Regions from separate parts of the Mus musculus genome. Here regions 1 and 2 are each linked to region 3. Evidence: chromatin loops called from intact Hi-C (ENCODE). Cell type or tissue: heart. All regions are shown on one strand. Links, peaks and the distances in the headings refer to the core of each region. The heading gives the core; the rest is flanking DNA.

Region 1 (7,298 bases), core at 1,436-6,435, 280 kb after region 3:
CAAAAACAACCTATATCCCAATGCTGGTGTGATTTGGATTCTCTTGTCTTTCTTGGCTCTGATTTTCTTCTGCAAGAGATGGCATTCTGTCCCTTCAGCTTTGAGAAGTGAGTGAATAGTGCTTGGATTGCAAAACACTATATCATGTTAGCAATGTGTGCTTTAATGTGTTGTAAACAGTTCAATTTTTAATGAATGCTCTTTTTAAAAATTGTTTATATTTATTTTATGGGTATGAATTTTGCCTGTGGGGTATTTTTTGTTGTTGTTGTTTTTAACTTTGGTTAGTTTTGGTTTTTTGATTTTTTTTTTTAAGATAGCACTTCTTCATGTAGCATTGACTGTCTTGGAACTCACTCTACATACACTACAGTAGACCTGGCTGGCCTTGAACTCACAGACATCCACTTGCCTTTGCCTCCAGAGTACTGGGATTAAAACCCTGTGCCACTGCCTGAGGCCTGTGTGTTTGTATATTCAGAAGAGATGGATCTGGAGATATAGGTTGTGAGCTGTCATTTGAGTACTGGGAACTGAGCCTCTGGAAGAGGAGCAAAAGCTCTTAACCACTGAGCTGTGTCTCCAGCCCTCCACCTCTCTCTGACACAGGGTCTCATGTAGCCCAAACTGGTTTCAACCTTCTTCTATAGCCAAGAATGGTCTTATTTATTTTATTTTATTTTTACTGTGTTCCTTTTTTTTTTTTTAAGATTTATTTATCATTATATGTAAGTACACTGTAGTGTATGTAAGACACTCCAGAAGAGGGTGTCAGATCTCATTACCACCATGTGGTTGCTGGGATTGAGCTCTTAACCGCTGAGCCATCTCTCCAGCCCCCTCCAAGAATGGCCTTAAAGCTCTGATCTTCCTGCCCGTTGAAGGGCTAGGATTACAGCAGGTACACCACCGGACGTGGCTGTCTCTTTGTTGCATGTAATCCTTCTGTTTAAGTTATTTCATTGTTCAGAATCCATCTGACTTTATGACTTATTTATTTTTAGTTATGTTTACAATCCACCTGTTATGGCTGATTTCCCCTGTCTGACTTAAGACTTGCATTATCTTCATCTGATTTCTTGATTCGTTTTTCTCCAGCATCACAGGCCCTCACCACACATGTGAATCCAGGCTCATTTCCTCTGAGATACCTACCTTCTTTTCTCTGGTTTCTTTTCTTTTCTTTTCTTTTCTTTTCTTTTTAAAGATTTACTTATTTATTATATGTAAGTACACTGTAGTTGTCTTCAGACACACCAGAAGAGGGTGTCAGATCTCATTACGGATGGTTGTGAGCCACCATGTGGTTGCTGGGATTTGAACTCGGGACCTTTGGAAGAGCAGTCAGTGCTCTTAACCGCTGAGCCATCTCACCAGCCCTCTGGTTTATTTTCTACTCCCAGCCTATCAGGATCTGAAACCCACAGCTTCACACCCTGGCCCAGCAGAAGTCACAGCATCCCTTTCCCTCATACTTTGTCTGCCTTTATCCCATCCTCTTACCGTTAACTGAGCTGTCTGGACATGGTGGCGTAGACTTTTATACTCTGAGCTACTCGGGAGGCTGAGGCAGGAGGCATAAATATGAACTCAAGGCCAGCCTGGACAATGTTGTGAGACTGACTAAAACTTAAGGGGGGAAAAGTGAAACGACAGTTGAGGATCGAGCTTGCTGGTAGAGTGTTTGTGTGGGTTCAGATCCCTAGAACTTCCACCTCCACTCCCCAGATCTCCCCAGCCCATCTCTCTTTCTCTCTTCTCTCTCTCTCACTCACTCACACACACACACACACACACACACACACACACACACACACACACCCCGGTTTGAGTTGTATCAGTTTTTTACTTCCCTGAATTTCTCTCCCCCTACTCCATGGCCGTTAGAGGTGGGCTCACCTAGCCTAAGCTAGCCTGGTATTTACTGTGTACCCTGGTCTGGCCTTGAACTTTCAATCTTTTGTTCCAAATGGCTGGGATCCCAGGTGTACATGATCACACCTAGCTTTCCTTGAGTCTCTTATACATTTCCTCAAGGCCTGGGAGTTCTCTTTTGGTGTCTTTTATAGCACCCAGCACAGGTCAACTCAGAATAATGTCCGACGAAATGCTCCTACCCTGGGATCGTGCAGTCAAGTGTGTCTGGACACTCCTGGGAGAGCGCGAGGATTAGATGGAGAAGTAGAAGACTTGGTCTTTATCTGAGGGCCAGGGCTGGGACTTGTAGAGCCATTGATGCATACACAGTCCGAGATACAGCGGAAGCCTCCTCATTCTCACTGGGCTGGAGATACAGCTCAGTGGTTAAGAGCTTCCGCTGCTCTTCCAGCGTCTGTTCCCAGTACTCACGTGACAGCTCACAACCTATACCTCCAGATGCAGGGGTCTGAGGGCCAGGGACACGGGTCAGTGCGATCCCCAGCACCGTGTGTGGGGGCTAGGGAGCATGTCTGGAGTCTAATGGGGTTACAGCCATGTGGTCTTGCCCAGAGGTGCATCTTTGGGGGGGGGGGGTGTGCACTTGATGGAGAAGAGAAGTGAATTAGAAAGGATTACATCTCAGTACTCAAGACCCTTTGCCTTTTCCTGGAAGTGGATGGGCACTTTCTGGTAACCTCCTTATCCTGGCACCTAGGATAGGAAACGCTGTGATTCTCTGGGAGGGTGCTGGGCCTGGCTTGATATCTCTGCCTTTCCTCCAGGCTGAGGGTATCGCCTTCTTCTACCACCCCTGTGCCCACCCCTGGCTGAAGCTCCAGCTTGCACTCTTGGCCCACCTGTATGTGGCTAAGCCCACGCTCATTCCTGACTTCAGTCTCACGTGGGACCGGGTAAGTGGTTAGTGAAAGATGTGCTAAAAGAAAAAGAAATTAAAAATGTCAAAACAAAACAAACCCAAAACAAACAACAAAAAACCTGGGCTTGGTGGCTACCATCTTTAATCAAGTACTCTAGAGGCAAAAGCAGGCAGATTTCTGAGCTTGAGGCCATCCTGGTCTACATATTGAATTCTAGAACAGTGAGAACCTGTCTCTTCCTCTTCCCCCCACCCCCAAACTAGGGTGTTGTGCTACGGAAGAGCGAGGCACTATGGGCAGAGGAAGGAAAACTCAGGGTCTTCTTCCATCTTAGCTCTACGTCACCTTCTTTCATAGCCCTTGGTGCTGACAGCATGGGGGACTGCACTGGAGCTGGCATGGATAGAGCCAGCCTGGGTTGCCCACTGGCTGAAGAGGCAGCGGCGGCGGAAGCAGAGAAAGAGTGTGTGGTTTCTCTCTGACAATCTTTTTGGGCCCACTCCCACGATGCCAGCCTCCAGAAGAGGGAAGCTGTGTGGGAGACGGTGTGTACAGGTGAGGGGTGCTGGGACCAGGCTTGCTGGCAAGAATATTGGGTTAATAGAGAGTAGGGGCTGAGTCCTTTTCTATTCTCCTTAGGCCCCGACTCTGGCCTTTGCTCTACGGAGCTGGCGACCTCCTGGTGCACAGGTGACATCTAGAGGATCCGGGCGGTCCTCGATCAGTGTTGTGAAGAGAAGGGGTCTCCGGGCTGCCCTTGGTCTCCAATCCACGCCCCCAGGCCTGAGGGTTTCCTTGGCCTCTTCACAGAGCCTGAAGGCCCAGCAGTTGACTTTGGGAACCTCATCTGTGGCCCCGGTCTCCTTAACGACTGGGGGACCTGGAGGCAATGGTAGGTCCAGGACAGAGGCTCAGATGCCCAGTGGGCAAGGCAACCATGGAGGTTGTGCCTGTCCGGGTCAGGTTTCCCCAGCTCCTCGGGCCGCAGGGCCTCCCCGGGTAGCCCGAGGGCCCACTCCACGTACTGAAGAGGCGGCTTGGGCTGCCATGGCCCTGACCTTCCTACTAGTCCTGCTCACCTTGGCCACACTTTGCACGCGACTGCACCGGAATTTCCGCAGGAGCGAGAGTATCTATTGGGGGCCCACGGCAGACAGCCAGGACACCGTGGCTGGTGAGAAGAGCCCCCCTCCCCCTTTCTGGTGCGCCCAATGGCTGGAATTCCTTGCCCTTGACTTCTCACCTTCCCACAGCTCTCCTGAAACGGAGGCTGCCTTTGCCTTCGCGCCGGATCAAGCGGTCTCGCAGACGGCCCCTGCTCCCACCCACACCGGATAGTGGCCCTGATTCGGAGAGCTCCGACTGAGCGGCTCCGCCCCTCTGCGACCGCTGCCACGTGGGCCGTCCGCGGGCGCCCCCTGGCGGCGGGCCGAGAGGCCCTGGAGGCTTCACCTGGTTCCTGGAAGAGTAGCCTTGTAGCTTTCCTGATACAAATTCCTGTTTCTAATTAAATTATTTTAGTAGAATTCGGAGTCGTTGGGAGATTGTCTCTTGCCCTCAGTCACACTCCTTTCAGGTCTCTAGTCAGTGGCCCAGGGCTATTCGAATCACATCAGGCCGGTTTCTAATCAAGTGGCTTGGTGCTCAGGTGCTGGCACTCCTCTCACTAGCTCACCTTTCTGCAAGTCTCTCCGCCCAACACACACTCCTGACTCTTCACCCCCAACCTTAAGCTTGCTGTCCTGCCTCAGCCTTGCAAGGATTGCAGAGAGAGGACATGGTAAGTAGCAGCAACAATGACCTGAACCAAGAACTGAATACTGGGCTAAGCCCCACCTCCAACCTCTAGACATCAGAAGTGGCACATGGTCACTTATTTATTTTTGATACAAATGTACATGACACACGTTCTGACAGCTACCCACCACCACAGGCTAGGGAAGGTGGTTGGGGAGAAGAGCTGGTGGGTGCTGTCAGTGCCTTGCCGGCCTTCCCAGCTGCAGCCAGATCCCCAGGCCTTCAGGGGTGGGTCACTGTAGGTGCAGGTAGTGATGTGGGTGCTGGCCTTGCAGAGGCTAGGGGGAGGGGCTCAGTTCCACAGCCACCAGCTGAGTTGGGGACCCTGGGGAGCCAGCCCCAGGCGCAGGTGCTGTCCTCTGCCTGGCCAGCACACTTCCCATAGGGGTCGGGGAGAGATGGAGGGAAGTGGTTTTCCTTTTAAGTTTATAGGACAGGGATACAAGTAGGGGCAGCAACTGGACCACAGCTGGTGACCCTGACAGTCTCCCTGTCCCAGGTGGGGGGAGAGGGGCTGACTTCCAATGCTGGTTCCACTACTCTGGTTCCCCTGCTCCTCAGAGCTCCAGGTGGGCCAGGTCTCTGGAACGGCACTGCCGCTCACATCCTCAGTTGCAGGAACGCAGGGACACTCAGTTACCACAGAGTTAAAATTAAGGGGTAGGGAGAGGAAAAGACTTTCCAGTGTTTGCTGCTGGGGACCCTGGCACACAAGTTGGGGCCTGTGCTCTAGGCAGGGGCCGTTTGGCATGAAAGAGCAGCAAGGGGGGGCTGCTGGCTACAGGACAGAGACATCCAGAGATAATGTACAAAGGAGGGGGTGCCCCTGCTCGGCCCCCCAGGGCTAAACTGGCTCATGGGGATAGGGTGCAGTAGGCGGAGCTGCCCCATCTGGAGTGTCCCTGCCCCACACCCTTTGCTGAGGGCGCCTGGAAGGCAGGTGAAGAGCTGGGAGGGGTTCCTTGAGGCTCCTGCACATCAGCAGGGCAGGGATGCTATGTACAGAGGGAGGGTATGGAATGTGGGAGACAGAGGCTCCTGTCACCTCACATTTCTGTCCTTGGGGCTTGAGGGGAGGGCACCAGGGCACCTGGATGCCAGAGGAAAACGGTGGCACTAAGGGCACTTGTGCCAGTGGCTCTGTTGGGGGTGGGTTAGTGTCTGGAGTGGCCCAGCTCCCATGGCCAGTGAGGTCCCAGGGTGTGGGTAAGGGCAGGGAAAGTGGTCACTGTTTCTTCTCTCGGGTGGTGATGGTGACCAGCTGCTTGGCAGCCTTGGCGATGTCATAGGCGCACTGGATCACCTGCTGAGTCAGCAGCTGGAAGTCCACAGGGGCGCCCGGCTCTGGAGGCACTGTCTTCCGGCACTCGCTCTGAAGCCGGTAGGCGCTGGCGTTGAGCAGCCGCAGTGAACTGCGCACAGGCTCCAGGGCTGGCCTCTGGAGGGAGGAGTGAGGAGCCGATGAGCTCTGGACTTTAAGCCGGGCTTCTGACTGGCTCACTGTGCTCACCTCCACCCAGGCAGCAGTCAGCTTACCTGCATCTGCCCCACCCCAAGGCCCTCCCACTCTGCTTCTCGGTGGCCCCTGTACCTTTGGGAAGAGAGAAGCCATCTCAGTCACAGCCAAATGTATCTTTTCTGAACAGGGTACAAAGCTGTCAGGGAAAGGGGGTAGTTAGATGAGAGATTTCTGAGTTCCAGAGCCAGAGGACCCTAGCAATACCCTCCACCCCAATTCTCAGAAGTTAACAAGAACTTGTGCCCACCCTACCTGTCATGTTTGAACTCCTGGGCTGCCCGCAATAGTTCCTGAATGTTCTTGGTGACCTGCTCTGTCTTTAGGATGACGTCTTCGGTGCTGGGGAGCCCGGGGTCGAGGTCTCCATCTAAGCTCTCCAGCTCAGGGTGCAGCTCATCCTCCTTGCTCAGCTCTAGGAATCGCTTCCCTTCAAGCCTAACTCAGGTAGGAGGGGAAAGGAGCCATTCCAGCCACTGACGGCTTCTGCACCTGCATGCTGGGCCCTCACCGCCTCCCCTCCAGGCGCTCACAGGGCTGGGTAGAGACCCCCAGGTATCTCACCCAAGCAGAGGGTCCCCACTCTGTGTGTTCTCATAGTCACTGTCCGCACCACTGCCGTGGCGTGAGAGCTTGCTCTGGAGGGTGGGGAGGGGTGATGGGTGAGCACACACTCCTGGACCTGTGTAGCCCACACACTGCCCCTGGGCCCTGGGATGGAAATTACCGCGTGGCGACTTCCTTCTTGGGAGCACGACAGCAGTGGGGAGGAGGGAGTGAAGGGCACAGAAGAGGCAGACACCCCCTTCCGGATCTGAAAGCCAGGACAGGGCCAGAGTCAGTCTCCACCTGTACTTCAGTGTCTGTCACGCGTAGCTTAACAGCTACTGGGGCTGGTGACTCACGGGTTCAGGGTTCACCCTTCCCCAGGTCCTGCTTACCCGATAAAGGCCGGCAGGGACATGCACTGAGTAGATGGCATCGTCTTCGAGCTCCTGAGGGAGCAGGGCAGTGTCAGAGTTAGTGTGACCCTCATTTCCCCCACCAAGGCCAACAGGCTACTCACCGTGCTGTGGAAAGGCTGGAGCCGGGTGGCGAGCTCGTCCCCAGGTGTACCTCCAAAGGGCTTCAATGCAGAGCCTGGCTCATACATAGAGAAGGCCTGGCGGTCCCTGCGGTGGGTGCTT
Region 2 (7,298 bases), core at 1,436-6,435, 300 kb after region 3:
GGGTTATCCACCGCTGAGTTATCTTGGGGCCTCCAAGATCAGAGGCAAAAATTCACCATGACCCCCCTGCCACCGCATACTGGAGTTCTGGCCTACTGGACTCCAGTTCCAAAGCCACCAAGTTCCCTGTAGCTATCTTCTTCCTAGAGGGAATACTTCATCCAAAGGCTACACGGCAGATCCAGTCTAGTTAGGCCTTTCCTTGAACCTAAACCCTCCAGACATTTAATAATCACAAGGTTCACATGCACTGCTGTATGCTGAGCTGACACTCCTAGCCTTGAGGTCCACAGTAGCAGGGACTACTAATTCCCGTGTTGCTAGTTAATGTGGGCATAGGGTGGGAGGCCAGGCCTCTGAAGCCTAGAGAGAGGCAGGGCTCTGGGTCAAGTCACCTTGACATCTAATAGCTGGAAAGGGGCATCAGGTGGGCACTCACCTGTCAGCCATCTGTGGGATGATGTAATGCCCATTCTTGTGATCTGAACAAAAATAAAAATGCCAAGTCATGGATGGCAGGTGGCGCCAGTATCCAGGAGCCCACTTCACCACCGTGAGCAGGGTTTGACACGGAGGAAATGGAGGTCGGCGGGATACCCCAAGAGCATTGGACGCTGGCTGGAAGTCAGGCCCACCCCCACTCCTTGGCCCCAACATACTTGCAGCAACCCAGAGCCTGCAGCAATTTCACAGGAGCCAGTTGCCTAGCAACACAGTTCCCCAGCTGGCTTTGTCACTATGGCACCTGCTGCTTGGGTGTGTCTGGGTCCCACCTGCCTGGCCTAGTCAGGCCCAGCTCATTCTCTGCTCACCAGGCTTTCGTCCACAGAGATAGAAGGCCAACCGGTCAGTGAGCTCATACTGGCACTCAACTAGCCTTTCTGCCAGTTCATGGTGCCCCGCCTGCCTGTGGGGAGGGGACACGGCTCAGCCACACAGCAGCAGTCACTCCCCTCCACCTACGCCTCACCCTTTAGCTGATTCTCACCTGGCATAGTCGATGGGTGTGCGGCCATTGACATCAGGAGACCCGGGGTCAGCCCCATACACTACCAGCAGCTCAGCCTGCAGTGTCTGCCCTGCCTTGGCAGCCACATGTAGAGGTGTAGTGCCCTTTTCTGGGTGAAAAAAGTTGGCCTGGGCACCCAAGGAAAGCAGGCGCAGACATGTTTCCAAGTTGCCTGTTCGCACACTTGAGTGCAGTTGCTGCGAGGAGCAGAGTGTGCAATAAATGAGTGTGACAGATAACGTGTGCCCAAGGAACTTCTCCCCTAACCCCACAACTGGCTGTTCCTGGTACTCCTACAGCTCCAAAGGGCCAAAACCAGGCCATGTCAGGCAGGCCAGAGGGCTTCTAACTACAGGATAATGCCAATTAATAACAGCGGTTGTGTTGCCAGTCACTATCTTCCATGAGCTCTGCTTGGAACAGATACCAGCTAGAGGTGGGCCTGTGATTACTTTCCCATTTTTCTGGTGAAGAAATGAAGGCTCTGAATAGCTGAGCAAGGCCCTCGACCTCAGGGTTCCCTAGCTTTCAAGTGGCAGACGGACGGGAGGCCTTGTGTATCCACTTGGGAGCAGAGGCATCTTAGCCATCAGCAGAATGACACAGCCCCAGAGTGTCTGCACTTCCTGCTTCCCCTGGCCCTACTGCCTCTGGGACCCAGGCCTCGGGTGTCGTGGGTGTGGGAGGGGGCCCCTCACACCTTGCTGAGGTCTTTGGCGGTGACCCCATCATCATCACGGCAGGGAAGCTTGTGCACGAACGCCAGCATCTGGTACTTTGCCCTGATGAACTCTGACTTGATGGGGCTGCATTGGAGCACACAGGAAGCAATGGGAGCAAGAAGCTTAGGGAAGAGACCTTTCAGGCCCCGTCCCAGGCACACGGTCTGCCCACTGCCCCTGCAGCCCCACTCACTGGACTTTATCTTGGGGGTTGGCTTTGCGCCGGCCACTTTGCACTTGCGCAGGGTCCAGCAGGGAGTGCTCCCAGATGGAGTTGGCCCCGTTGCTGGCAAGCGTGTGCACCATCTGTGGGGAAGAGATGCCAAGCATAGAGTGTCCACTGCATGCTGGGCACTGAGGGAGATACTCCCAAAGTGCCTGCTACAGCTGGAAACATCCCTAAGGGTCCTACAGTGTGTCTGGTATCCACTCAGGCCACCCAAAGTCATGTGTCCTGTTTAGCACTTCACGCTGGCTTGCCTTGGTGGGTTCGCCAAGCTTCAGAACGTTTCAGAGCTTGCTCAGCACACTGTCCAGATATGAGTTCAAGCTGCTGATCGGGGGGGGGTGGGGGGGGGGCCGCATGTTGTGAATAGGCGTGTGTGTGTGTGCATGTGTGTGTGTGTGTGTGTGCATTTGCATGCGCGCATGAGGCTGAGGGTGGGGGCCCCAGGGTACCTGGACCCTGCACACTGGGAGGAAGAGTCTCTGGTTCAGTCCCTACCTGGAGCAGCGTAGGAGGCCAGGCGCTGTGGCGCAGGTGCTTGACAATGGAGATGTGTCGTCCCAGGCTCCGGTGCACACTGCAGCACTCGTCACAAACCAGCACACCTCTGCTGATAGATGCCCAGCCAGGGTCTGGGGGAACAGAGGTGGGAAGTTGTTAGGGGCCAGAGGAAAGGCCCTACCTCCAGAGCACTCATCAGGGGCTGGCACATGCTTAGTGCTTCAGGCACATTTACTCAGTCTCCTCAGGAGCCCAGAAGTTGGCCACCAGCCCTTTCCTCTAACTCCTCTGGGAATGCAGGGTCCCCAGTGCTCCTCAGCGGGTACAGCTTCCTATCCCACAGCCACGGCGATCAGTCTCACAGCCTCTCCTCAGGGATTAATATTGCCACCCAGCCACTCCATAGGGAGGCAGGAACCCCGATGCCACACATCACACAGTCCTGGATATGCTCCTGTTAGACCCCATCTGACAGCCTGCTCCAGCCTCAGGCCACAGTCAATGTGGGTTTGTGGCCTTCAGGACAACGGGACTAACCTTGTCTGAGTACTCAGCGTTTACAGCCAAGTATTCAGCCCATGATTCCTTACAGGAAGTGCTATCTTGCTCTACAGATGAGGATTAAACAGCTCAGAGAGGTCAAAGGGCTTGCTCAAGGTCACACAGCTAATAAGGAGTGCTGCTGGAATGCAGAGCCAGACACCTCACTGCCAGAGACCAGGCCAAGCCTAAACTTGCTGCCCTCTGCTCCCACAGCCTCAGGATGAGTCTGGGGAGCCACTCTCTAGTCCTTGGGGTGAAATGAACTTGGGAAACAGGAATGGGGGCTCATGGATGGAGCTCCTGGGTCCTCAGGGTAGGAGAGATGCCACCACACCAAGTCCCTCTGGAAAGGGGAGGAGACAACTGCACAGGGCTCAGGCTACAGAAAGGAAAGGTCATGGGGGAGAAAGCGGCCATTGTGTGCTGTCCAGAGTGGGGGCAGGGAGTCGCTCTTCCAGGACACTCTGCTCTGCCCAGGCCCCCACCCAGGCTCAGGAAGCCTTGTTCTGGGGGATGGGGCTGGCTCTCTGCCTCGCCTTATTAGAACTCAGGATGCTCAGCAGTGGAGGCTCTCAGGGGCTAGAGTAATCTCTCCCATCCATAAGACAATTCTTGGGCCCTTGGAGCCAACGTCACCATCAGAGTTCCCAGAATCATGAGCAGACTGAGTCAGGGCTGAACTGCTGCCCATGTTGGGGGTGTCCCCCAGTACAGTGTGGAAATGGGAAGTGAAAGCTGTCTTTGGATTCGGGCTTCTTTTGGAATCTCACAAAACAAGGCAAGGAGGGATGTACAGTGACCACCACACACCTTCCCAGGAGATGACTTTTAAGAACTGGGGAAGAGATCAGCCACCTCTGCCAAGAGGGGGAGCCCTAGAGTACTTTTGTGTTGGTTTTACCCAAACAATGAGAACCACGCCCCCCTAGGGCATGGAAAACTCCCTTCCCCCACTCCCAAACACCACTGGGTCAGGGGGTCTGCCTGCCAGTCACCTCCTGCAGCCCAGGCAGGAAGCGGGAAATGATGCAGCCTAAATTCCTCTTGTTGAAGAGGTAGGGTTTCCTGTGAGTGGGGAGACGCCCAGGCCGGGATCAGAAGCGGCCAGTCCTGAGGCCTCCACCCGAGGCCTGTGGCCCTGTGGAGAAGCCAGGCCTACAGGAACCAGCTTGACATTCTGGGCCAGTGGTCCCAGAGCCTCAAGCTCTAAAGCCTTCCTGGCACCTTCTCCCTGCTTGAGAAGGGTCCTCCTTTCCCCTGCTGTGACCTCCAACAGGAAGGGAGGGCAGGGGACACTGCTGATCTTAGTCACACTGGTGCCAGCTCAGTTCTGGATGACACAGATAGGAAGTCTGTGTCTAACAATTCTACCTGTACTCTAGGTCCAAATGACCTTGGCTAGCCAACGGAGCTGCAAACCCCACCTCCACCAGATCTGAAACGGAAGGGCCAGGAAGGGTTTCTAAGAAGCTCCTTGCAAACTGGGCAGGAGGGTAGGGAACATGAGGCCTGGGGAAGGCAGTGTCTTCCTCTAGCTGCTCCACAGGCAGGTGAGGGCTAGTGTGACCAGGTTATCAGAAGGGACATCAGGATAAGATAACTGGTGCCAACCATAGGAAGGTCTCTAAAGAAAACTCATGCCGGGGCTGGTGAGATGGCTCAGTGGGTAAGAGCACCCGACTGCTCTTCCGAAGGTCCAGAGTTCAAATCCCAGCAACCACATGGTGGCTCACAACCATCTGTAACGAGATCTGACGCCCTCTTCTGGTGTGTCTGAAGACAGCTACAGCAGTGTACTTACATGTAATGAATAAATAAATTAAAAAAAAAAAAAAAAAAGAAAACTCATGCCACCACCAAAAGCTACTAGGCCAGCAAAGGGCCAGAAGGCCTGGACAGAAAGCCCAGGCTCAGGCCTCTCCCCCTCTAAGCTAAGGGTCAAGCCCTTGGAAGAGGCGAGAAAAGAAAACTGTGCTAAAAGCAGGCAAGAGGAATCCAAGGGGAAGGAGGTTTCCATTGGGGGTGTGGTCAGAGGTGGGAGCTGTAGAGAGCTATGGAAATGTTATATTCACTGGGCAGAGTGGTGGCCACATAGGCTTACATATGCCTGAAACCCACAGGATAGCCACGCATGGTAGGGCATGCCTTTAGTCACAGCACTCAGGAGGCAGAGGCAGGTGAATCTCCAGCTTGGTCTATATAGTAAGATCCTGTCACAAAAAAAAAAAAAAAAAAAAAAAAAGACAGAAAGACAGACTACAGGACAAACACTCACCTGGCTATACAGCCAGCTGGGCAGTGCTGGTGCATACCTTTAATCCCAGAACTCAGGAGGCAGAGGCAGGTGAGTCAGAGTTCAAGGCCAGTCTGGTCTACAGAGTGAGTTTCTACAGCTAGGACCATATAGAAGAGACCTTGTCTTAAACTGCACACCCCCCCTCAAACAAAAGACCACTACCATATTTGTTCTTGTAAGAAGGCAAATGAGTCTGTACATTGCCCTGCAACATATTCCCCAGCTCTGGTGACTTACGGCCTGGGTATCTGAAGATCTTTCCTCCAGCCTATCAGAATGTAAGGCCCGATGTAAAGGTGGTGGGTTGGGAAGTGAACGTTTGTTAGCCAGGCCAGAGTTCTTGGGACCAAGGCAATGAGGAAGAGTAGGCAGAGGCAAAGTAAGGGGACAATCACCCTGTGATTGTGCACCCTGACTCCTGCCCTCTCCTGGATTCCCAAGGCAGGCAGGGGCACAGCACCTGGTAAGGTGACACAAGCTGCCACAGCAGCCACATTGTGTCCTTGCAACATAGTCACACCTGTCTCTGAGCACAGGCTCACCTCCTACCTCTATCACACTCCAAGTTAATAAACTACAAAACCACCATGACCCCACTCCATGATCTCACTCCATAGCCCTGGCTGGCCTGGGGATCTGCCTGCCTCTCTGTCTCTCAAGTGCTGGGTTTAAAGGCATGTGCTACCTACCATACCCAGACAATAACAGAGTTCTATCACAGTGACTCTGTGACTCTGGGCTATAATGGGATATATATGGACTATATTTTATCATATGCATGGGATATGAGAAGGTCAGGCATGCTTATGCTCTCTTGTCTGGGATGCTATAGGCCTAGATCAAGGATGCCATTGTCTGTCAGACCCAGTGTGGCACAGGGCACTCCTGACAAAGACCAACACTTGTACCTGGGGAATGGCTGCCACGTGGCAATCACTACACTACACACTAGGTGCTAAGGTGGGATAATGAGGAAGACTGTCAACGCTCTGCCCATCTGCTTAGTAATTTGCATTCTGCATCAGAGAGAGGAAAAGAAAAGAATCCTGAGGCAGGCCTGCCTCTGTCACATGAGGATGGGGGCTATGAGCTCAGTGGCCTAACATCTAACACACCCTGTTCCTCCCAGCACCGACTGGGTGTCCAGAGGCTGCAGCCAGCCAGTCACAGACTCTATCTGCTCCAGAACCAAGAATGTAGACTGGGAAATGCAAGGGTCCTCAAAATCCATTTCTGTTCCACCTGAGACCCAGAGTGAGCAAAGCATCATAGAATAAGCTGGAAACAAAGCTACTACCTGACCCTGGCTCCCCTGATGGGGCCTGCTAGGCTCCACAGACACACCGCTCATCCATTCAAGGCCAACCGGGGAAAGGGAGTCGTCATTTCCAGCTAACTAGGGGTATGGATGTCCATCTGTAAACGGATCTTCTAGGACCCTCCAAACCGTGACATATCCTAAGGAGGTCTCAGGGTCAGTCACCTACAAGGTGTCCCATGTTCATGACTCTGCAACTACCCACAACTCCCAGTACTCCAGTTTAGATCATGAGAATTACAGGACCATCATTCCTTGGGCTCACGGTCAGATCTTGGGATTTTAAGGGGTGACTACAAGTTATGGGCCTGCATATCAGCACTCCACACTCTCACCTAATCACATCTTCATTACCCAGAGTCCATAAGACCCCGAGACTGTATGGAGACACAGCTTCTTTTATAGAGGATGGGCAAAGGCCAGAACTTCCTGCCTCCAGCCAGCTGCTGAGTCCCATCAACGGCTGTGTCCTCCCAGAGAAGGGACCAGCCTGGTGAGTTGTTGCCCTCCCTTCACTTCCTCAGCAAGCCAAGGGGGCTTTCACAGCAGCTCAGACCGACTCACTCTGCTGGTTAGTAGGGAGGAAGCAGTGTGTAAGTCCAGTTCGCTCAGGAGTCAGCTGGACCAGGGGAGCATAAGCAACCTCACCGCTTTCTCCTATCCAATGAGCTAGAGACCAGGAG
Region 3 (7,298 bases), core at 1,291-6,290:
ATTCTGAGTAGCACGATGAAGTTTCCCATCATCCCACTCTTTCCTAGACAAGAATTTGTGCCATGAATGCCATCTGTCCAGAAGTCACTGAGTAGCCATGCTGGTTATGAGGCGGACTATCACAGGATCCTGGGGCTGTGTTCAAGGAACAATAATTCTACTTAATATAATTCTACTTAATAATGCCCTCAGAGATGAGAAGGTAGCTCAGTGAGAGAACACTTGTTCTAGTATGCTTAAAGCCCTGGATTCAATCGCCAGCCTGTTAAATACATAAATCCTGCCCCTAGAGGGGGAGTGGTGTGGCCAGAAACTCAGACATGCCAGAGAGAAACTCAAAAGTCCTTCCTACAGGTGAGAACACAGTAAGACTCTCTGAGAGAGTTGATATTTATGTAGCCTTTAACCACACCATATTGTTATTATTGCTGCTACTTCATTACTTACTGTTAATCTCTTACTGTGCCTAATTCATAAATTAAACTTTACCATAGGTATGCAAAGCTTTGGGGCATTTACTATGGATCTTGAAACACAACTCCCGTGGATGAGGGGGAAACCTCTGTACCATTCTATACAATCTCTCTCCGTGGAAGCACAGTGCACAGTGTGCACAACATATAATAATAACCAAATACTATTTTCAGTAATCTTAGGCCAATGTAATTTCTTACGCAAACACGCAGTTGAACTCACTGAAGTTTATTGTGTGTACGCCTTGACTACAGAGCCTAAGTCAGTGTTCTGAATGGCCATCAGTTCTTGTCATGTGTCTAAGCCATCAGGACCACTTTCGCCTCCTTCATTTGCCATCTGTGGAGACTGGTCCTCTAGCCACAGTCAACTCCACCTTGCATGCAAGCTGCTGTCTAGTTGCTCTACATGGCAGGCTGCATACAGCAAATCACGCCATGTACCCACAGCTAGACAGCTAGGTGATGGTTGAGATGGTCAGAAACCCTGATGAGGGAACAGGGAATACACACAAGCATACAGCTTTCCCTGACCTGTGCCTTTTTGTTGTCTGGCCCTGAAGATAAACACTGGGCAGCACTCAGAGCCCAGGTTTACAACAATTACATTGCAGACTGGAGCCACATAAAGTAGGACCTTGATGCTGGGGACAGAGTGGTGACCTCAAGAAAACTGTGTCCATCTGTCCCATGTCCATCACTCTGTAAGTAACCCCTAATAAATTCAGTTTTACTCATCAAAATTAATTTGGAAGGTTGTTGCTCAGTGGTAGAGTGCTTGCCTAGTGTGCTTGAAGCCCTGTGTTTAAGATCCAGCACAGCATTAGACACACATACATATACACAAACTTGAATAAGTCACTCTTCTGGTTATTGGTGCTGGGGGCATACTTAATTTTATATCTTCCTGAAAGACTTACTCAAAGCTATCCTACTCTCTAACACCAAGCACACAGTAGGTATTCAGCAAGCCACTGGATTTACCCAACTCATCTAGAAGGTACAGTAATAAGCTGGATGGAATGGGAAAGAGGATATCCACAGGGGGCCAAAACTTTAGTGCTCTGCATTGCTGTGCTGTTCAATCGATGAGGTGAGAGGTCCTTGGCCCTGTAGAGAGCTGAGTAGAGCCATGGGAAGCCAGATGGGAAGTTGGAGGAGGCGGGGGAAGCTGGCCCTGCAGCTAGTAGTGCTACATGTGTAACATCCCACGGGGAATGCTATGGGGAAACACAGTCTGGTTCTTTTCCATCTCTGGAGAACTGTCCTTTGAGCAGGCATGGGTAGAATGTTTGTTATGGTAACCTATCACTCGCCCACTCCTGGACTCTGCTTAGAGACGAGGCACATACAAGGATGGGTGAGTGGCAGTGACTTAGCTTCTGACTTCCCCTCCCCAAAAAACATGACCAGCAGAGGAAAGAACAAATACACCCCAACAGTCATAACTGAAGTACGAGTGCGCTCCTCCAGCACGGGCACAAGGAAGCTCTGGGAAGGCTCAGAGGGTGAGAACTTCTCTTGGTGAGGGGTCAGCCACACAGGGTGCAGTTTGGAGCCAGGCCATGAAAGAGAGGGGGGTTTATTTATTTATTTTTTATTCATCCATAAAAAGAGAGGGGCTTTATTTGTTTTTCGTCTATTTATCTGGGGGACAGGGTCTCACTATAATAGTACTCCAGGCTGGCCTCCAACTCACAGTGACCTTACTCAGACACACAAGTGCTGTTATTTTTTTTTTAAAGATTTATTTATTGATTATATGTAAGTACACTGTAGCTGTCTTCAGACACTCCAGAAGAGGGAGTCAGATCTCATTATGGATGGCTGTGAGCCACCATGTGGTTGCTGGGATTTGAACTCTGGACCTTCGGAAGAGCAGTCGGGTGCTCTTACCCACTGAGCCATCTCACCAGCCCACAAGTGCTGTTATTACACATAGTAGGTTTATCAGAAAATACATAGGGTGGAAACACTAAAACTGAGGTTCTCCTTAAAACTTTAAGGAGAGCATGTTCCCCTGCTCCAGCTGTCCCTCGTTCCTCCTGAAGATCTTGTAAATAAATATATATGTATATACATATATATGTGCATACACCACACACACACACACACACACACACACACACACACACACACACACACGTTTAGTTGGGCATGTTGGCCCACGACTTTAGTTCCTGCACTCAGGAGGCAGAGGCAGGTTCCAGGCCGGTCTGGTCTACAGAGTGAGTTCCAGACCAGGCAGAGATACACAGTGAGTCCCTGTCTTTAAACAAATAAATAGCATTTGTGTGTGTGTGTGTGTGTGTGCTCAGTCCATCAGGCTGAGATGGCTCAGTGGGTAAAGGTACTTGCCACCACGTTGGACAATCTGAGTTTGATCCCAGAATCCACAAGACGGAGAGAAGCGAATCCACAAACTCTCATTCATGTGTGCTGTAGCATGTTCATGCTTAACACACACATACAAATAACAGTAAGTAAATGTGAAAGAGTCTATAGGGTTGCAACACGGCTCAGCAGTTAGGAACGCTGACTGCTCCTCCAGAGGACCCAGGTTCAATTCTCAGCATCCACATGGTAGTTCACAACCATCTTTAACTCCAGTTCCATGGGATCTGGTGCCCTCACACAGACATACATGCAAGTAAAATACCAATGCACATAAAATAAAAATAGTTACAAAAAGAATCTACTGACACTCTTTTCATAAATGAGTACCAACGACATGTTTGTATTACTAATTTACAGTACCTAATAAAACAAATGGAACTTGTTGTTTAGGGAAGTTTAGGGAGCCCTGTTTCAAGCACTCAGCCCTAAGGACTTGGGAGAGACCACAGAACTTCTGCTTCCTGGGTAGGGGAGCGCCAGCCACCAATCGTGACAGGTGCACCCCATCAGAGGACGGCTGAGGTTCCTCAACAGCAGCTTTAAACACAGCATTTACAGAAAACGCTTTAGCAGGGGTGTCTCCATATTTTAATGACACTAAGTGATCAAGAGATACTGAAAGGGAAGCAGCCAAACTCCTTAAAGAAGCCGAGAGATGACCTCAAGAGGGTGAGGGCTGGTAAGTGGAAACCTGTACTGTCCGAAAAGTCCACACACGGGCAGCCGTAGTGGCCAAATCGGCCTCAGACCTGACTATCACTGCACTTCCTGTTCCGCCTAGCCGCCAGCGCATGGGTGGAGCCAGGTTCAGCGCATGCGCTAGGAACTCAAGAGCCACTCCGCCCTGCAGTGTCCCCAGATTTTCCGGCAGAGGGCAGCCTTCCCCTTCTCATGGACCTGCTGGCACAGCCAAGGCTGCAGATTTCACCTCTGGTGGACCCGCCCCCAGAAAGCGTCCTGGGGAGCTGAGGCTTCAGGGGGGCTGCAGCAGCAAGATGGCCTCTCACTTTACCCAGGAGAGAGATGGCAATGGAGGTGCAAAAATGCGCTGGGCGCCTATATTTTTTTTCATTACTAACTTATCCTTTGTACCTGAAATAGCACCAACACGTAGATGTTTACTAAGTGTTTACTGATGGAAAAGTGAATGAATGAATACCTGAGTTTATAGTTCAAAGATTTAAGCCACGTCTTGAGTTTTATAGTGGCGAGCGGCCTCAGACAAGCAGTAAGTGGAGTCAGTGGGCATAGGGAGGGCAGTCACAGATCTCTGTCCCAAAGACTCAAGGATCGGCCACTCCGGCCCTCCATTCCACCAGACTGCAGTTTTACACATCCAAAGGTTTGCTCAGAACCCTGTGTACGAGCGCACCATTTTTTTCTGCTCTACAAGAACAGGTGTCTACCCCCAAAAACTAAACCGTCAGATCCTGGATACATAGAAAGACTACCTGATTGGTGGCTCCGGGGGTACCGTTTCTCTTTGGGGATTCTCAGTCCCTGGGGATTTCCTCTGGCTCTGGGGATTTCCAAACTGCCTCTGCCTTTCCAATTTTCCACAAGGCCCAAAGCCCAGGACCTGTCTTGACGGTTTCACCAGGCTCTGCCTCAAATCTCAGGGAGACTTGGGTCTGAGTCTACTAATTACACCGCATTCACTATATTCACATCCCATCCTGTCTGGCTGACATTCGAGAACAAGCACAATGAAGCACTGTGTTCTTTTCATATAAACGACCGCTTTTCTCTATTTCCACAGAAGAATAAAGGAAAACCAGCTTAAGGGCTGGCCACACTGATTTAATAAAGCCCAAGGAAGGTCTTCCAGGGTGTGAAAGCTGGCATCCTCATTCTTAAAGGCAGAGAGGCTCCTTCAGGCACTCTCAGGTTCCCCTAAACAGAGGCGGGGGGTAGGGGGGCACACAGATCCTGTATTTGAAGATCTGTGTGCTCACTTCTTGAGGACCTTCCTGGGCCTGTTTCTAGAACCCTTTGAAGTAACAACAAAGCCAGCCCAGTCCCCACAGAAGCAGGAAGAGGTTTCTGCTTTGCCTACCTGGTCTCCGCCCCCACCCCCACGTGCAGAGCCCGCCAAACCCACTGGGCTTGTGAGCACCTGTGTGTTACCAAGCTGGGCAAGAGTCGCATTTGGCAAGGCGGGGAAATACTGCCATAGTGTGGTGGCACATTGCCAGGGACCTCTTGTCTCTAGGGCATCAGGATTCCAGAGTTGGTGAAGTGGGGAAATTGCCAGAGAACAAACCTTCCTTCCTGACAGGAAGGAGAAATGCCACCAGGCTCAGCCTGGGGAGGCGGGTGGGGGGAGCTCTCTGCAGAAGGAGATAAGAAGTAAGAACTGCTTCCCCGCCCCCACCCCACACTTCTAGGAGCCATCTGGAGCTGTAGTGTTCCACACAGTAGCCACTGGCCACGAAAGCAATTTAAATTTAAGTTACATTAAAAATACCAGGGATATTTTGTATTAAATTAAAATCAAGTAAAATGTAAAGTTCTGCTTCTCTGTTGCACAAGCCAGGTTCCAAGTGTTCAGAGGCCACGTGACCACAGGACATTTCTATTTTGCAGTGTGTTCTGTTGGTCAGTTCTGGCCCAGGAGGTCCCCCTCCAGGCTGCTTAAGGTCACTCTTGGCCAAGCGTCCTTCAGAGGGTGTCCCTGACTTGCTGCTGTCCTCCCCCGCCCCTGCCCACAGTCTGCTTACACCCTTGTCCCATGTGTGGAGTCTTGTTCCCTGGGCCTCAAAAAGAAATGGGGGAGAGAGAGCAGTCACAATTAGCATCCAGCCAATGAGCAGAAGCCAGATGCCACAGGGCTGGAAGGAGACTGAAGGAAAGCCAGCCTCCACCCCAAGGCGCCCCGGCTTGGGAGAAAGCCCCTCAGCCCAGCACAATCCGCCCTTGTTTCCACAGTCCTCGGGCCAGCACTGGGTAAGATGTCTGGAATGTAGCGGCCTGAGGGTTTCCCACCAGAGCACTGGCTGCAGGACTCCCAGAAAGGGGCCTAAGCAAAACCTTCAAGGTTCATTTCAAGGGCAAATAAAGTCAATGAAGTCACCTTGTCCCTGGCTGGCCAGGACTTCGGCCATGGGGTACTGACGGCCAAACTGGACATCTCCCTCTAGACAGCCTCATGGGACAAAATGAGGGTGAGGACAACGGACTCTGGGTACCTGCTGCAGTGACGCAGACAAGCCCTACTAAGCCTGGTTACATAGAAGAGTGAGACCACTGAGCGGGTCTGACTGGTAGCACATCCTACCACAGGGCCTGGAAATTTTCTCAGGGAAATCCACAGAAGAGTCTGCACAAACTCCTGTGTGTGGTAAGGATGACACCAGGAGATAGCAGGTGAGAGCTGCCTTTAAATCCTGCGCCTCTCTTCTTGCTTAGCCTTACTGGAGATGGCTGCTGGGAGCAAGACAGGCATGAAGACAGTTGACAACAAAGAGCAGAGTAAGCTTATCAACTGGAAAACAAACAGAAGACCTGGAGCTCAAAGGCACTGGTCCCAGACAGACAGAGAAAACTCAGCACGGTTTGAAGAGCGGGAGTGAAACTATAAAGAGCAGGCTGGAGCTCAGGGCAAGCTGTCCATGCTCAGAGGGACCCTGAGGAAGCTCAGGCTGCTTCCCCAGCTCCACTGGAAGGACACTGTGGGAAAAGGCACTACCCCGAGGACACGAGCAAAGAACACGCAGCTGCGTCCTTAACTGGAACAGAGCCTGCAGCACTTCTGCACACAGATGGTCTCACTCCAGACACCAAGCACTTCCTGGGGTTCAGAAGTGGATTGACGAGGGTGCTGCTCTCTCTCTGGAGCCCCGAATGATCGTCATCCCCACAGTCATCCCCACAGTCCTGGTCCCACCTGCTACAGTTTCAGTTAGCCACAGTCAACTGCAGTCCAAAACAACTTAATGGCAAATTCTAGAAACAAAGGATTCATCAGGTTTCTCATTTGATGATTTTGTTTTGTTTTTCTTTTCTTTTGTTTTGTTTTAATACAGGGTCTCATGTAGCCCAGGCTGGCATCAAATTTGCTATGTAATTCAAGGTGATCTTGAATTCCTGTTTCTCCTCCTCCACTCCCTAAGTGGTGGGATTCCTGGTATTGATCACGGCATGTGGACATTTGTAAGCTTTATTACAATGTTCGGTTAGGATTATTTTATCTTGCTGTTACTGTTAACCTCTTACTGTACTTAATTTATGAATTAAAATTTACCGTAAATACCCATGTACAGGACATAGTATATGTAGGTGTTGGGCATCCACTTTAGGTCTATTACCCTTTGAGGTGATGGGAACCACTTTAATAGTTTTTGAGGCGCTATTCAAAGTGATTTTAAATGCACTATGTCTGTCAGCCCTCACAACACTTATAAGCACCATTATTACTCTTGTTTTATA

Evidence for each region. A loop is a pair of places that touch in the nucleus more often than their neighbours do. Peaks named below come from ENCODE experiments on the same cell type or tissue, not always from the same donor. Only the 100,000 strongest peaks of a DNase experiment are listed, where the experiment ranks them.
Region 1: it touches region 3 in a loop (2.5-fold over the local background); 11 of 42 quality-filtered maps call a loop at or near these places.
Region 2: it touches region 3 in a loop (2.2-fold over the local background); 9 of 42 quality-filtered maps call a loop at or near these places.

The regions. Positions count from the first base shown.
Region 1 is chr11:77,505,131-77,512,428 of GRCm38, reverse strand. It overlaps Git1 (GIT ArfGAP 1), which reads right to left. Exons shown (of 20, transcript NM_001004144.1): 14 at 7,178-7,298; 15 at 7,053-7,106; 16 at 6,839-6,925; 17 at 6,676-6,749; 18 at 6,367-6,549; 19 at 6,187-6,250; 20 at 4,655-6,033. The coding sequence ends at 5,821. Trp53i13 (transformation related protein 53 inducible protein 13) reads left to right here. Exons shown (of 7, transcript NM_001024920.1): 4 at 2,703-2,831; 5 at 3,156-3,353; 6 at 3,438-3,972; 7 at 4,052-4,330. The coding sequence ends at 4,164. Among named protein-coding and RNA genes, the nearest start is that of Trp53i13, 4.5 kb to the left of the region's middle. In heart, for the core only: a CTCF peak has its summit at 4,219 (motif pointing left); DNase peaks (open chromatin) are centred at 4,098, 5,288 and 6,028; H3K4me3 peaks cover 1,265 bases; H3K27ac peaks cover 1,367 bases.
Region 2 is chr11:77,494,256-77,501,553 of GRCm38, reverse strand. It overlaps Git1 (GIT ArfGAP 1), which reads right to left. Exons shown (of 20, transcript NM_001004144.1): 2 at 2,456-2,589; 3 at 1,925-2,037; 4 at 1,710-1,815; 5 at 989-1,206; 6 at 813-907; 7 at 440-482. Among named protein-coding and RNA genes, the nearest start is that of Git1, 4.5 kb to the right of the region's middle. In heart, for the core only: a CTCF peak has its summit at 3,852; DNase peaks (open chromatin) are centred at 2,643, 2,763, 3,503, 4,023 and 1 weaker place; H3K4me3 peaks cover 2,198 bases; H3K27ac peaks cover 3,389 bases.
Region 3 is chr11:77,789,798-77,797,095 of GRCm38, reverse strand. All of the region lies in intron 1 of Myo18a (myosin XVIIIA), which reads right to left. Among named protein-coding and RNA genes, the nearest start is that of Gm10277, 4.8 kb to the right of the region's middle. In heart, for the core only: no CTCF peak of the experiment used is centred there; DNase peaks (open chromatin) are centred at 3,695, 5,035 and 5,715; H3K4me3 peaks cover 1,815 bases; H3K27ac peaks cover 3,242 bases.